Linked DNA regions of Homo sapiens: region 1 is linked to region 2. Evidence: chromatin loops called from intact Hi-C (ENCODE). Cell type or tissue: chondrocyte. All regions are shown on one strand. Each heading gives the region's core, and the rest is flanking DNA. Links, peaks and the distances in the headings are about the cores only.

Region 1 (7,352 bases), core at 2,891-5,390, 270 kb before region 2:
GTAGGCAGGAGCATCTGGGGATTAATGGAAGGCCCCATTCTCCACCAGGTCAGACAGACGGGTTCGCAGCCAGACACCTGAAGGCAAGTAAGGCCACCTGGCCAGAGGTCCTGGCATGGGGCAGGCAGTGAGCAGGGTGGGACATACCTGGCAGCCCTTTCCCTCTGCAACTGCACCACTCAGCCCTGACAGTGGTGCTATGTGGGTGCTCTCTCTATGTGGGTGCTCTCTCTATGAGTGCTCTATGTAGGTGCTCTCTCTATGTGGGTGCTCTCTCTATGTGAGTGCTCTCTATGTAGGTGCTCTCTCTATGTGGGTGCTCTCTCTATGTGGGTGCACTCTCTATGTGGGTGCACTCTCTATGTGAGTGTTCTCTATGTAGGTGCTCTCTCTATGGGGTACTCTGTGGGTGATCTCTCTATGTGGGTGCTCTCTGTGAGTGCTTTCTCTATGTAGGTGCTCTATGTGGGTGCTCTATGTGGGTGCTCTCTCTAGGTGCTCTATGTGAGTGCTCTCTAGGTGCTCTCTCTAGGTGCTCTCTCTATGTGAGTGCTCTATGTAGGTGCTCTCTCTGAGTGCTCTCTCTATGTGGGTGCTCTCTATGTGAGTGCTCTATGTGGGTGCTCTCTCTAGGTGCTCTATGTGAGTGCTCTCTATGTAGGTGCTCTATGGGAGTGCTCTCTATGTGGGTGCTCTGAGTGCTCTCTCTATGTGGGTGTTCTCTCTATGTGGGTGCTCTCTGTATGTAGGTGCTCTATGCGAGTGCTCTATGTGAGTGCTCTATTTATGTAGGTGCTCTATCTATGTGAGTGCTCTATGTAGGTGTTCTCTATGTGAGTGCTCTCTCTATGTGGGTGCTCTCTCTATGTAGGTGCTCTATATGGGTGCTCTCTCTATGTGGGTACCCTATGTGGGTGCTCTCTATGTGTGCTCTCTATGTGAGTGCTCTATGTAGGTGCTCTCTCTATGTGCGTGCTCTCTCTATGTAGATGCTCTCTCTATGTGGGTGCTCTCTCTATGTGGATGCTCTCTCTATGTGGGTGCTCTATGTAGGTGCTCTATGTGAGTGCTATGTAGGTGCTCTCTGTATGTGAGTGCTCTCTATGTAGATGCTCTATTTGGGTGCTCTCTCTATGTGGGTGCTCTCTCTATATGGGTGCTCTCTCTATGTGGGTGCTCTCTCTATGTAGGTGCTCTTTTTGTGGGTGCTCTTTATGTGGGTGCTCTATGTGAGTGCTCTCTCTATGTGGGTGCTCTCTCTATGTGGGTGCTCTATGTGTGTGCTCTCTCTATGTGAGTGCTCTATGTGAGTGCTCTCTCTATGTGGGTGCTCTCTCTATGTGGGTGCTCTCTCTATGTGAGTGCTCTCTATGTAGGTGCTCTCTCTATGTGGGTGCTCTCTCTATGTGGGTGCACTCTCTATGTGAGTGTTCTCTATGTAGGTGCTCTCTGGGGTACTCTATGTGAGTGATCTCTCTATGTGGGTGCTCTCTGTGAGTGCTTTCTCTATGTAGGTGCTCTATGTGGGTGCTCTATGTGGGTGCTCTCTCTATGTAGGTGCTCTATGTGAGTGCTCTCTAGGTGCTCTCTCTATGTAGGTGCTCTCTCTATGTGAGTGCTCTATGTAGGTGCTCTCTCTGAGTGCTCTCTCTGTGTGAGTGCTCTATGTGGGTGCTCTCTCTAGGTGCTCTATGTGAGTGCTCTCTATGTAGGTGCTCTATGGGAGTGCTCTCTATGCGGGTGCTCTGAGTGCTCTCTCTATGTGGGTGTTCTCTCTATGTGGGTGCTCTCTCTATGTAGGTGCTCTATGCGAGTGCTCTATGTGAGTGCTCTGTTTATGTAGGTGCTCTCTCTATGTGAGTGCTCTATGTAGGTGTTCTCTGTGAGTGCTCTCTCTATGTGGGTGCTCTCTCTATGTAGGTGCTCTATATGGGTGCTCTCTCTATGTGGGTACTCTGTGGGTGCTCTCTGTGTGTGCTCTCTATGTGAGTGCTCTATGTAGGTGCTCTCTCTATGTGAGTGCTCTCTCTATGTAGATGCTCTCTCTATGTGGGTGCTCTCTCTTTGTGGATGCTCTCTCTATGTGGGTGCTCTCTCTATGTAGGTGCTCTCTCTATGTGAGTGCTATGTAGGTGCTCTCTGTATGTGAGTGCTCTCTATGTAGATGCTCTATTTGGGTGCTCTCTCTATGTGGGTGCTCTCTCTATATGGGTGCTCTCTCTATGTGGGTGCTCTCTATGTAGGTGCTCTTTTTGTGGGTGCTCTCTCTATGTGGGTGCTCTCTATGTGGGTGCTCTCTCTGTGAGTGCTCTCTCTATGGGTGCTCTATGTGAGTGCTCTTTCTATGTGGGTGCTCTCTCTGTGTGAGTGCTCTCTCTATGTGAGTGCTCTCTCTAGGTGCTCTATGTGAGTGGTCTATGGGGGTGCTCTCTCTATGGAGGTGCTCTATGTGAGTGCTGTCTCTATGGGGGTGCTCCCTCTGTGTGGGTGCTCTATGGGGGTGCGCTATGTGAGTGCTCTGTCTATGGGATGCTCCCTCTGTGTGGGTGCTCTCTCTGTGGGGGTGCTCCCTCTGTGTGGGGGCTCTATGGGGTGCTCTCTCTATGGGGGTATTTTCTCTAGTGGGTGCTCTGTGTGAGTGCTGTGTCTATAGGGTGCTCCCTCTGTGTGGGTGCTGTCTCTATGGGTGCTCTCTCTAAGGGATGCTCTCTCTATAGGGGTGCTCCCTCTGTGTGGGGGCTTTCTCTATGGTGGTGCTCTCTCTATAGGGATGCTCTCTATGGGGGTGCTTTCTTTAGGGGGGTGCTCTATGTGAGTGCTCCCTCTGTGTGCGTGCTCCCTCTGTGGGTGGTTTCGCTAAGGGGTGCTCTCTCTAAGGGGTGCTGTCTCTATGGGGGTGCTCCCTCTGTGTGGGGGCTTTCTATGGTGGTGCTCTCTATAGGGATGCTCTCTATGTGGGTGCTTTCTTTAGGGGGTGCTCTATGTGAGTGCTCCCTCTGTGTGGATGCTGCCTCTGTGTGGGTGCTTTCGCTAAGGGGTGCTCTCTCTAAGGGGTGCTGTCTCTATGGGGGTGCTCCCTCTGTGTGGGGGCTTTCTCTATGGTGGTGCTCTCTAGGGGTGCTCTCTCTATGGGGTGCTCTCTCTATAAGGGTGCTCTCTCTATAAGGGTGCTCTCTCTATGGGGGTGCTTTCTCTAGGGGGGTGCTCTATGTGAGTGCTGTCTCTATGGGGGTGCTCCCTCTGTGTGGGTGCTCTCTCTATGCAGATGCTCTATATGGGTGCTCTGTGGGAGTGCTCTCTATGTGGGCACTCTCTTTAGTGAGTGCTCTATGTGAGTGCTCTCTCTGTGGGTGCTCCCTCTATGTGGGTGCTCTCTGTATGTGGGTGCTCTCTTTACTGAGTGCTGTATGTGGGTGCTCTCTCTATGGGAGTGCTCTCTGTGTAGATGCTCTAGTGAGTGCTCTCTTTATGTGAGCGCCCTCTTTATGTGAGTGCTCTATGTATGTAGGTGCTCTCTTTATGTGGGTGCTGTCTTTAGTGAGTGCCCCCTCAATGTGTTACTTGCTCTATGCGATGCTCTCTTATGTGACTCTGCAGTCCCTGGAACCACTGAAGGGGCGGATGGTTGTTATAATCGGATGAGAGCAGCTAGTTAAAAAAGCAGATTGCAAGGCGGCTGGGGACTGAGTGGACCCGGTGGCTATTTCTATTACATTTGTAATTTGACCTTCCAGTTTTTTACGTTTCAGCCACTTACGTGTCATCCCTGCTCTCAAAGCTTCATTTTCAGCAATCTAGAAAACAAGCCCCAAGTCCCTGTCTCTTGTAACCTCAGTGAATACATTGCCGAAAGCTCCGTCTAGTGTGTATACAGCTTAAGGAAAGACAACCGACGTACACGCTGCATTTCTCAGCGACGAAATTCCCACTGCCTTGTGCCTTGAAGTCAGTCGCCGGCAGGGCTCCGCGCTCTCTCTAGGGTGGGCGGGAGTCGGAGCGCGCGGCGCGCGGATGGCCGCCAGGGGGCGCTGGTGCGGCGCGGCGGGGGCGAAGGGGCGGGGACTAGCCCAGGGCGCCACTCAGTCCCCGCGCGGGAAGCTTTGGGGCGCGCTGCCCTGCGGCGTGGGGCGCGGCGGCGTCCGACTGCGGGGTGACCGCCCCTCCTCGGGCCGGGGCCTCAGCAGCCGCCCTGGCCCCTGGATTGCGCTGGCGGGACAGGTGTGTGGGAGGAGGAGGCTGAAAGCGCCCTCCCACTAAGGACACACGGGCGCAGGGGAGCCCCGGGAGGGCCACGGGGGAGCCCCGGGAGGGCCACGGGAGAGCCCCAGAAAGGTCCCAGGAAGGACTCGGGAGAGCCCCAGGAAGCTCCAGGGAGAGCCCCAAGAAGGTTCCGGGAGAGCCCCCAGGAAGACCCCGGGAGAGCCCCAGGGAGGTCCCGGGAGGGCCCCAGGAAGACCCTGGCAGAGCCCGAGGAAGATCCCGAGAAAGCCCCAGGAAGGTCCCGAGAGAGCCCCAGGAAGGCCCCAGGAAGGTCCCGGGAGAGCCCCAGGGAGGTCCCAGGAGGGCCCCAGGAAGCGCCCGGCAAAGCCCCAGAAAAGGGAAAGCGCAGAACCAGCCCCAGGTCGGGAGGCCCCGCAGCAACAGGAGTGGTGTCAAGGGGAGGTTGCCTGCACCACGGCCGGCCGTAGGGCCCCACAGTGTAGGGTGTGGGTTTTTTCATTGTTTTGTTGTTGTTGTTGTTTATTTGTTTGTTTTTTGAGACAGTCTCGCGCTGTCGCCCAGGTTGTTGTGCAGTGGTGCGATCTTGGCTCCCTGCAACCTCCACCTCCCAGGTTCAAGCGATTCTCCTGCCTCAGCCTCCCGAGTAGCTGGGACTACAGGCACATGCCATCACGCCCAGCTATTTTTTGTATTTTTAGTAGAGACAGGGTTTCACCATGTTGGCCAGGATGGTCTCAGTCTCTTGACCTCATGATCCACCTGCCTCGACCTCCCAAAGTGCTGGGATCACAGGCATGAGCCACTGCGCCCAGCCTAGGGTGTGGTTTTATGAGGCACGATGCCCAGGTAATATCCCCAGGTGGGCCGCAGGTCACTAAAGGTGCGTTTCTGCCATTGGTGAGGTGGGAGAAAGGCCCTGTGCCTCACAGTGGGCAGATCTTTCTGGAATGCGAGCTGAGGCCGTTGAAGCGCCTGCTGTGTGTGGGGCAGAGACAGGTGACAAGCCTTGGCCTGCCTTTGAATCCCTGTCTTTGGCTCCAGGGGCCACTGGCAGTGTCTGAAGCTGATTTGGTTGCAGGAGGGGCTGCCACAGGCATCTAAACGGGCAGAGGCCAGGGATGCAGGCAGGCCCACCGCCATGCACACGATGGCCCCACAGAGAGGCCCCCAGCCCTGCACAGGACAGCCCCACACAGTTATCCTGTTCAAATGCCACTGAGGCGAGGCTGAATATCCTGGTCAAGAGAGACAAAGACAGGCATCCACAGAAATGCTCTGATGGGTTCCCAGGGGCATGGGGACAGGGTGAGGAGCCACTCAGCCGTACAGTATAGCCGTCCCCCTGGCAGTGTGGGCATTGGCCCTGTTCCCTGGGCTCCAGGACAGTTACTTGCAGATTTCTTGTTGCATTTGGACTCTGTTTACCATCACTCCATGGATATTAACAGGGTGCCTACACTACAAGTTCAGATCGCACGAGGGAGACCAGGTCCCCTTCCATCTGTTAGGACCGCAGTGGGGAGAGCTACAGTGGCCCCTCAGGCTTGGATTATGCCAGGTGAAACCCCAGTAGTTGCTGTGATCTGGCTGCGTGAAGTGCATGTTCTGAGTGGGTTAAGCAAGACAGATCGTACAGAGTTATTGGTGTTCAAAGATGAGTTAAACAAAAGAAATCAGTAGGGTTACTAAAGTAGAAATAGTTAAAACAGAACAACAGAAAACCAAGCTTGTAAACTGAATGCAGAATCACAAAGTTTGTGGAAAGAGGTGATGCATGATTCAAAAATCTATCAACATACCAGGAATTTGGAAGTGGGGAGTGAGAAAGAAGTAGAGGAAAGTGAAGATATTTGAACTATATTGGGCAGTGGGGGTTGGGGAGCTCTTGCTAACAAATATTAAAGAGGCAGATGGTAAAGAATGGTTTAGAAAAATGTCAAGGTTACTACTTTAAAAGTACAGAGAGCTTTCACATCACGAAAGATGATACGAACAAAATAACAGCCCTCCATAGCTTTCTCCCGCTGCCTCACAAAATACCGCAGACTGGGTGGCTTGAACCACAGACACTTATTCCTCAGGCTCTGGAGGTTGGAGGCCTGAGGGGTGGGTGCCAGCATGGCTGGGCTCTCGCGAGGCCCCTCTTCCAGGCTCACAGAAGGCCACCTTCTTGCCCTGCCCTCCTCAGTGGCCTTTCTTGGTGCCAGCATCGGAGGAGAGAATGAGCGAGCTCTCTGGTGTCCCTTGTTATGAGAGCACTAATCTCGTGGGATCAGGGCCCACCCTTATGGCCTCGTGTAACCTTAATGGCTGCCTTACTTCACGTACAGCCATACCGGGGTTTGAGGCTCCAGCATGGGAATTTTGGGGCCTCGCCAACATTCAGTCCATGGGAGGCCCCTAGGACGAAATGCTGGGCTTGAAGGAAACTGCATAAAGCAAAACAGAGACATCTCGGAGCAAGGGAGCTGGGGACCCACAGCCACACAAGGGAGCCGGGGAAACCACAGCCACGCAGACCATTGGTGTTTCTTGTTGTGATCAAGAGACAGAGTTTTTAAAGCAATGTTACACATAAACATCAAAACAATATTGAACTTCCAGGGAAGAGAATGGGTTAAGTGGGTTAGAATTTCCAAGATGTTAGGGGCTGAATTGTGTCTCCATAAATCCAAAGGATGAAGTCCTAACCCCTAAGACCTCAGAAGGTGACCTTATAGGGAGATAGGGTCTTTACAGAGGTCATCAAGTTAAGATGAAGTTGTTAGGGTGAGCCCTAGTCCAGTATGACTGGTGTCCTTAAACATGGGGGACATTGGACACAGACACCCACAGGGAGAGCCCTGCGGGAAGGTAAAAATAGCTGTCTGCAAGCCCCGGGGGGAGGCCACAGAATGTGGCTGTATTTGGAGCTAGAGCCATTCAAGAGGAAATTAAGGTCAAATGGGTTCACTGGGGTGGACCCTAATCCCATAGGACTGGTGTCCTTAGAAGAAGAGGAGATAAGGACACAGACACACAGAGGCATGACCATGTGAGGACCCAGGGAGATGGCATCTGACTGCAAGCCACAGAGAGAGGCCTCGGGAGAAAACAGCCCTGCCCAACCTTGATCTTGGACTTCCAGCCTC
Region 2 (7,352 bases), core at 1,568-4,067:
AGACAGCCCAAATGTTTCCTGGAGGGCAGTATTACCCTTCGCTGAGAAATGCTGATATAGGTAAAAGAACAGGTAGCCTCTGACCCCTCGTTTTCTTCTTTCCTCTAGGATGATGCCCTCTCCCCTTTTTCCCTAGCTACACCTCTGGTCCCTCTAAGTTTGACTGACTGGGGATGGTTAGAGTTAGCTACTGACTCTAGAAAGCATATACAGAGCTCAGGGTGGATGTCTATTTCCCTCCCTAGACCACACTCTTCATGGGCAAAGACAACATCTCTATCATTCGCTTACCTCTTGCACCAAACCCATAGTATGCACTCCATATGCTTCCTTAAACTACTTTCTTGTTTCAGAGCCAACAACAGAAAATGGGGACTGTGTAGACTTCTGGTCTAACCTAAATGTGTGAATTAGATTCAAGGAATCTTCCTTGGTAATGAAGGGGGAGCAGCCTGCAGAATCATGAGTCGTAGGGTCAGATTATTAAGAGTTAACAAAAAAACAGGAGTGGGAGAAGATGAGAAAAGCTCCCTCGCTGTTGCTATAGTGGTTGTCATGCAGTAAATACCTCTCATAGAGAGCTAGGGAATTCTCTTTCCTGGATTTTTAATTTCCTTCCGCAGCTTTACTCATGTTCAGGAAGGCAGACAAGTGGTCCTCAGTCACACCTACAACCTAATAGGGCTGTGGGGGATAGACCCATAAAGTAACACCCTAAGGCAGTGGAAGCAGATAACAAATGCAGGCTCCGGGACTAGTGCAGTCAACATCTTCAGTCTTACGTCAGGACGGGAGGATGCCACAGAATGACAGTAACCTAGGTGATACCATATTTTTAATAAACCGGCTGCTGTAATTTGCAAAGAAAAAGAATAGACTAGGATGAAATGCTAACCTGCATCACCTGACTCATGGCAGTCTTCTTATCAAATCATGCTCCCATCCCTGCCTCCCCTCCTCCTGGAACACCCCCATTCTAAGTGCTGGAAGCTGCTAGTTTTTTCCAGTGTACTGAATCAGCGTACCCCAGATACCAGCTTATTCAGATGTTCTAAAGGGTGTTATAGATCCATAGAATTTGGGGGCCAAAGGGGACCCTGCAGAATGACGCAGTCTGAACTCCTCGTGTTCTGTATATTTAACAAACAACCCATTAGAGAAGGAACATGATATGATTAGCCCTGTGAGAGGGAACATGTCAGAGCAAAGTACATCTCTGATGCTTTCTTCCACTCTCCCAGTTTACTCCCCCCACTCCCAAACACAAAAAGTTCCATTTTCTACAAGTGTGGGGGTGGGGCAGGTGGCCTGGGGATATAGCCTGTACAGATGCAAGTCGAGTATTTTTAAGGATTGCTGAGATACCCACCTCCACAGCTTCGGATATGGGTGAGACGCTATTGGTCTTCCTGGAGCCCACGCGGAACTTGGCAGCCTTGTAGATCTTCCAGTACACGAAGAGCACCACACAGAGCGGCAGGTAGAAGGCGCCTACGGTGGAGAACACGGCGTAGGAAGGCTCGCGGCTTACCTGGCACTCCTCGCTGCCCTCAGAGTACGTCTCTCCCCAGCCAAAAAGCAGCGGGGCCAGAGAGATGACAGCGGAGAGTGCCCAGGTGAGCGCGATCATGACGTTGGAGACGCACTTGCGGGTGCGGAGCGTGTATTCCATGTGGCGCGTGATGGACCAGTAGCGGTCCAGGGCTATGGCCGTCACGTTCCAGATGCTGGCCGTGCAGCAAAGCACGTCGCACGCGATCCAAAGCTGGCACAGCCTCCGACCTAGCTGCCAGCGGCGCCCGGACAGCTCGTGCACCAGGCTCAGCGGCATGACCAGCGCGGCCACCAGGACATCCGAGACGGCCATGGATGCCACCAGGTTGTGGGGCACGCGGTGGAAGGTGCGTACACGGAGGATGGTCGCCAGCACCAGCAGGTTCCAGGCGAACGTCGCCGCCACCAGAAAGCCCAGCAAGGTGAGAATAAGCACTCCGAAGACCGAGAGCAGGGGCGAGCTGGGGCGCAGGTCGTCTTTGCCGAGGCTGTGGTTGGTCTCCAAAGGGGAGGGGGTGGAGAGGGAAAAGGAGGTTAGGTTCACAGGTAAATCCATCTCTGGGTCAGGAGACCGCCCTGGGGTACTTGCAGAAGGGGTGTTCAGGAGGACTTAAGGCGGCCACTGTGCCCAGAGCCAATCCGGATGTTTGCAACCTCTGGCCAGTGGGGGAGTTTCTGGAAAGTGCCTGTGAATTTGGCCCCAATTTCCTGCTAGTGAGCATCCGTTGGAGATGGTGTGGCTGCAAGCGCGGCAGGTCTGAAGCCCTCAGAGGCTAAGGAAGCAGAGGCGAGGGGCTGCGTGTCGCAGCCAGGGCCCGCCTAAGCTGTCAGGAGCCCAGGGCTCCTCGCCTTGGTGGAAAGGCTGTTTGGCCGCCCAGAGCCGAGCATCTCCCAGATCGGGGAGAAGCTGGGCGGCCAGCAGCGTGTGGGTGCAGGAGAGGGGCTGGTGCGTCAGAGCAGTCGCTCTCACCGCGTTGTCTCCCTGCCCACCCTTCTCTCTAGGCAGCCGGCTGCAGCCTTAACTCCGTGCTAGGGAAGCCAGTTTTGGGGGAACCTGCTTTCTGGGACCTGCCTTCTGTCCCTGTTGCCCCCGCCACCCCTTCGGAGGCTGCAGCTCCGGAGAGCGAATGCTGGCGCGCCCACCGAGACCTGCCTTATCCAAGTGGAGATCTAGCCCTACGTAAGCCATCAGCTGATAAGGCCATCTCTCCCCGCCTCCTGGCTCAGAGCGCGCGGCTTTGGGGCTGTCCGCGGTGCTGCTGCGCTCCCCGCGCCTGGCGGCTCCCAGTGTGCGCCACCACATGTGGTGCTGTCCGCGGTGCTGCCACCTCGCCCCGCCCGGGAGCAGGAGGGTTGGCGCTGTCCACGGTGCTGCCTCTCTTGCCTGAAATGAGTTTGCCACGTTGAACAAGTTGACCAATGAACTTTCCTCAAAACGTTCCCCTAGCCACCCCCACACGTCCCTCTAGGGGTGGACTGGAGGCCCTAGACACTGCTTTCTCAGCTTTCCATAAGTATTTACTCTTCCTGCAAGAGTTCTGAATTAGGGGTCTAAGATAGTTTCACTAACTTTTGTTCTCCGGAAGATTTTAGCACGTGATTGCTTTCTTCTTACCCAGCTCTCAGTTGCTTCCCTTAAGGGTTGTTTTCCTTAAAGGAGGAGAGGCGAGATAGCAGTTGCTGCTGTTCCTAGAGATGGTTGAGGTGTTGGAGCTAGAATGCTTCACCTGGCTCCAACAGGAATGGCTGAAGAATGCTTTATCTCCTCAGAGTCATAAGGCAGATGGGTAGTCTCCAGTGGTCCCTACTAAATTTGCTTCCTGAGAAGGAAAAATTGGGATACAAGTTATTATAAGAGCTCCATCTCACTCAAAAGAAAGAGGTAATTTAACTCTCCCCTCACACATGCACACAAAACAACCACAAACACATCCACAGAAACTGAGAAAATATCAGAAGCTTCTAACCAGAAATTATGATTGAAAGCACCTCATAAAGAGGCACATGATATAGCAATATAAAAGAAGTTGAAATTTTAAAAATGATGGACAGAAATGGCAGGAAAAAAGTAAGGTGTTAATAAGCTTTGTTTTTAAGTATATAAAATGAGTGTCGTGAAATCCTGTGCATTTACAAGTAAATTTAGTCAGAAAGTTTTAACTATTTAAAGATTAGCAACATGTTTTCATATAAGATTTTGTTTCTTGCAGAGTAAAACAAGTATCAGGAGAATGCACTGAGAAAAGAGAAAGTCCTCCACTGGAACCTAGAGGACGGGACAACATCATTAAATACCGGATTATTCACAGGGCTGTTTCAAACACCACTTAAAAACAGCTGATGGTGACTGCCTGCATGCAGAGCAACTGTGCATGGCCCCAATCTGGAAGCAAGCTTGTGCTTCTTTAAGGCAAATCACCTTCTTGAGGTCATGGAACTAATGGGAATGAGATGTAAACTATGAATCCTCTTCTTTGGAAAAAGTTCTGCATCTAGTCTCAGGGCCTGTTATCTGGAGGAATGGATGAACTGTGTTGCCCACAGGCGGGCCTCAATGGATCTCTATGAATCTTGAAAGGCATTATGGGCTTGTGATTATATTCCCTACTGATTCCCCAGGCCACAGCTGTCTGTATTGATAGCTAAGTGAGCAGCAGAATAGTTAATAAGGACAAAGCCAAGGATGACTGAGGATAATTTGTGAAAAATAGAGTGTCATAAATTTAGGGACTGAATAGAATATTCCCACAAAGGAGAGATCCAATGGAGCATTTCCAGAAGGGACAAACCCTGTTCAGAAAGTCTGGCTTATCTCTTAAAAATACACAAATAAAAAATCATAATATTTCAGCTTCATCTTAAAGCATAGCCCCAATTTTATCTTGAAAAACACTGAAAAGGAAAAGAATCTGAAAAGGTATAAAACTCCCGTCTGCCATATGGTACCTCTGAAATGGCAGTATTGGGAAATATACCTTCCTGGGTTGTCACCTCTTATGGGTTAAACTGTGTCTCTCCTTCCCCCCTCCCTTACCCCCTGCCAGATTTATATATGGAAGTCCTAACCCCTAGAACCTCATAGTGTGACTATATTTAGAAATAAGATCTTTAAAGGGATGATTAAGTTAAAATGAGGCCATAGGATAGGGCCTCATTCAATCTGACTGACATCCTTATGAAAAGAGGAAATTTAGACATGCAAAGAGACACCAAGGATGTGTGTGTGCATAGGATAGACCACGTGAGAATAAAGCAAGAAGGTGGCCATCTACAAGCCAAGGAGAGAGACATTAGAAGATACCAGTATTGGAAGATTAGAAGATATCAAGATTGGATTTCCAGCTGCCAGAACTAGGAAAAAATAAATTTCTAGTATGAGCCACTCAGTCTGTGGTATTTTGTTATGGCAGCCCTAGCAAGCTAATATACCATCCGACAAAAGATACTAGCAAAAGATACAACCACATAACTGAACGAGGTGCTATACTGGAGAAGAGGGAATTATAGACATATAAACAAATCATGGGACATCTACTAAAACCTTTCCAAAAGGTAGTTTGCAGCCATCTAGCAATCATTCGAGTGCAGACTCAGTTGTCTATTGAGGTTACTTACGGTTTGTAATCAAGTCATGTCACTGGCTTATAGAAAAATACTTATTTTAGATTTTTCTATAATGGGAAGGTATGAATCTATTTCATTCAAGTAGGAGCTGATTTTTTGGTTTGTTTTTGCTTCTGTTTTTTGAGACAGAGTCTCACTCTGTCATCCAGGCTGGAGTGCAGTGGCACAATCTTGGCTCACTGCAACTTCCATCTTCCGGGTTCAAGCGATTCCCAGCTAAGTTTTTTGTATTTGTAGTAGAGATGGGGATTTTACCATGTTGTCCAGGCTGGTCTCGAACTCCTGACCTCAATTGATCCATCCCCATCAGCCTCCCAAATTGTTGGAATTACAGGCCTAAGCCACCACACCCGGCCAAGACCAACGAATTTTAATGTAACAGCATAATAAACATGCATGATACAATTTCAGATTCCACATCACAACAAATCTTTAAGGTGCTACCACTCATTGAGTTTTAATATAGCATCACAGAAAAAATATCCATAATTATCTGAAAATAGTATTAAAGTACTCTATTGTCTGCTGTATATCTGTATGAAAGTGGATGTTCTTCACAATCTTAAACTAAAATAACATATCCCAACAGATGGAATGTAGAAACATATGATGTTCTAGCTGTCTTGAAGAGATTTGCAAAAATGTTAATGCTATTCAGAAATATTTTATGAAAAATAATTATTTTTCATAATGAGGTATCACTTATATAGACATGTAATGGGTTTATTTTATTTTTAATAAACAAATACACAAATATGTTGAAAATGTCTCTAGTTTATTTTCCAGTAAATATTAATATATATAACCCATGTAAACAAAAGCTCTTTGGGGTACTCAATTTTAAAGAATATGAAGGGGTCCTGAGACCACAGTGTTTGAAAACTGCTGTCATCAGAACATCACGCTGCTCCACTGTGTTGATGTGGGATGTCAATAAGACAAGACAAGCAAGAAAAGAAGTCTCAAGTTTGTTAGAGTCCTCTGTAAAATACGTGTGCTCCAAGATGTGAGAAATAATTTTGTCTTTGAAGAATCGGACCCCAACAACGTCATTGATGATGTTAGGGCTTCAGTGGCCTGGAGTGTAACAGGGTATTCCTTTCATTATAAAAATATACGTATTGCATCTGGTACCTCCCCCGCTGGAAAGGAAACCTAATACTTGGTCAGCACTTTGAATGCCAGAGGCAGCTGCTCTGATTCACATCCTGGTGATGTGGAAAGGCTGCCAGGTTCGGTTGGGGCTAAGAGCAGGAAATGGCTCTAGCAGAAGTCCTGGCTGCAGTGAAAGCAGCCCAACTGCTTGGGCTTTATGATTTGCAAAGCTTATGTTACTAGGAGTACCTGTAATGGGAAAAAACTCCATGAGGATTTTATGATAAACACCAGTAAAAGAGTCACAGTATAGACCCTGAGGGTTCTGGAGGAAAGTCACTCCGTCTACAACAGGAAACATTACACTGTTGGAAAAGCAGTTTGTGTGAGCCAGGGCTCTGGCAGAAATAGAGCATCTGAGCATGAGACATTAAGTGACACTGGAACAAAATATAACCATCAAGATGTGGAATTTTGCAGACCCACCTACAAGATTGGGTGGGCTCAGCAGCAAAACAGCATAAAACAGAAGTGGTGCAGAGCAGAGCTGGAGGGTGCAAGCCAGCTCCACAAGAGGTGGCCCAGACCACCCTGCTGTCTGTCATCACTGTACAAGCACCTACCCCTCAGCTCAAAGCCCTGGCCACATGTCCAGCTGATGCGGCACCAGCAGGGCCAAGGGGAATTCACAGGTGGGTCAGCCTGATGTGTTGGTGCAAGTCAGCAAGAAGACTGCTGCTGTCTCATGTCTACTCTGGGTGGCCTTGGGAGACAGCAGTCAGGGGAGACCCTTCCAAGGGGCAGAGCTCTAGGTGCTGCACTTGATCTTCCATTTTGTTTGGAAAGGGGAGCAGCCTGAAAGAAGATGATACAGACTCATGAACAGTGGCTAAAGGTCTGGAAGGTGAATGACTGGAAGGAAGGATGTCTGTGAAAGAGGCTTGTAGATGAACCACAGGGAATAAGGACAAAGTGTGGATATGTTTTTATCACTTTTAACATCCTCCAGAAAGCATACACTGCAGCATAGAGCACTGGAAGGGGATCACCAGCCACCTTGAAGAGCGGCTATTCATCAG

What was found. Peaks named below come from ENCODE experiments on the same cell type or tissue, not always from the same donor. Only the 100,000 strongest peaks of a DNase experiment are listed, where the experiment ranks them.
Region 1: it touches region 2 in a loop (4-fold over the local background); 3 of 110 quality-filtered maps call a loop at or near these places.

What each region holds. Positions count from the first base shown.
Region 1 is chr7:155,341,724-155,349,075 of GRCh38, reverse strand. No RefSeq gene overlaps it. Among named protein-coding and RNA genes, the nearest start is that of BLACE, 23 kb to the left of the region's middle. RefSeq lists a silencer at 3,941-4,330. In chondrocyte, for the core only: a CTCF peak has its summit at 4,002 (motif pointing right); DNase peaks (open chromatin) are centred at 4,262 and 4,633.
Region 2 is chr7:155,065,658-155,073,009 of GRCh38, reverse strand. It overlaps HTR5A (5-hydroxytryptamine receptor 5A), which reads right to left and starts at 2,686. Exons shown (of 2, transcript NM_024012.4): 1 at 1,370-2,686. The coding sequence starts at 2,110. HTR5A-AS1 (HTR5A antisense RNA 1) reads left to right here and starts at 1,453. Exons shown (of 2, transcript NR_038945.1): 1 at 1,453-1,976; 2 at 3,765-5,943. RefSeq lists enhancers at 1,311-2,137, 2,925-2,994 and a silencer at 2,725-2,814. In chondrocyte, for the core only: a CTCF peak has its summit at 2,821; DNase peaks (open chromatin) are centred at 1,709, 2,450 and 2,829.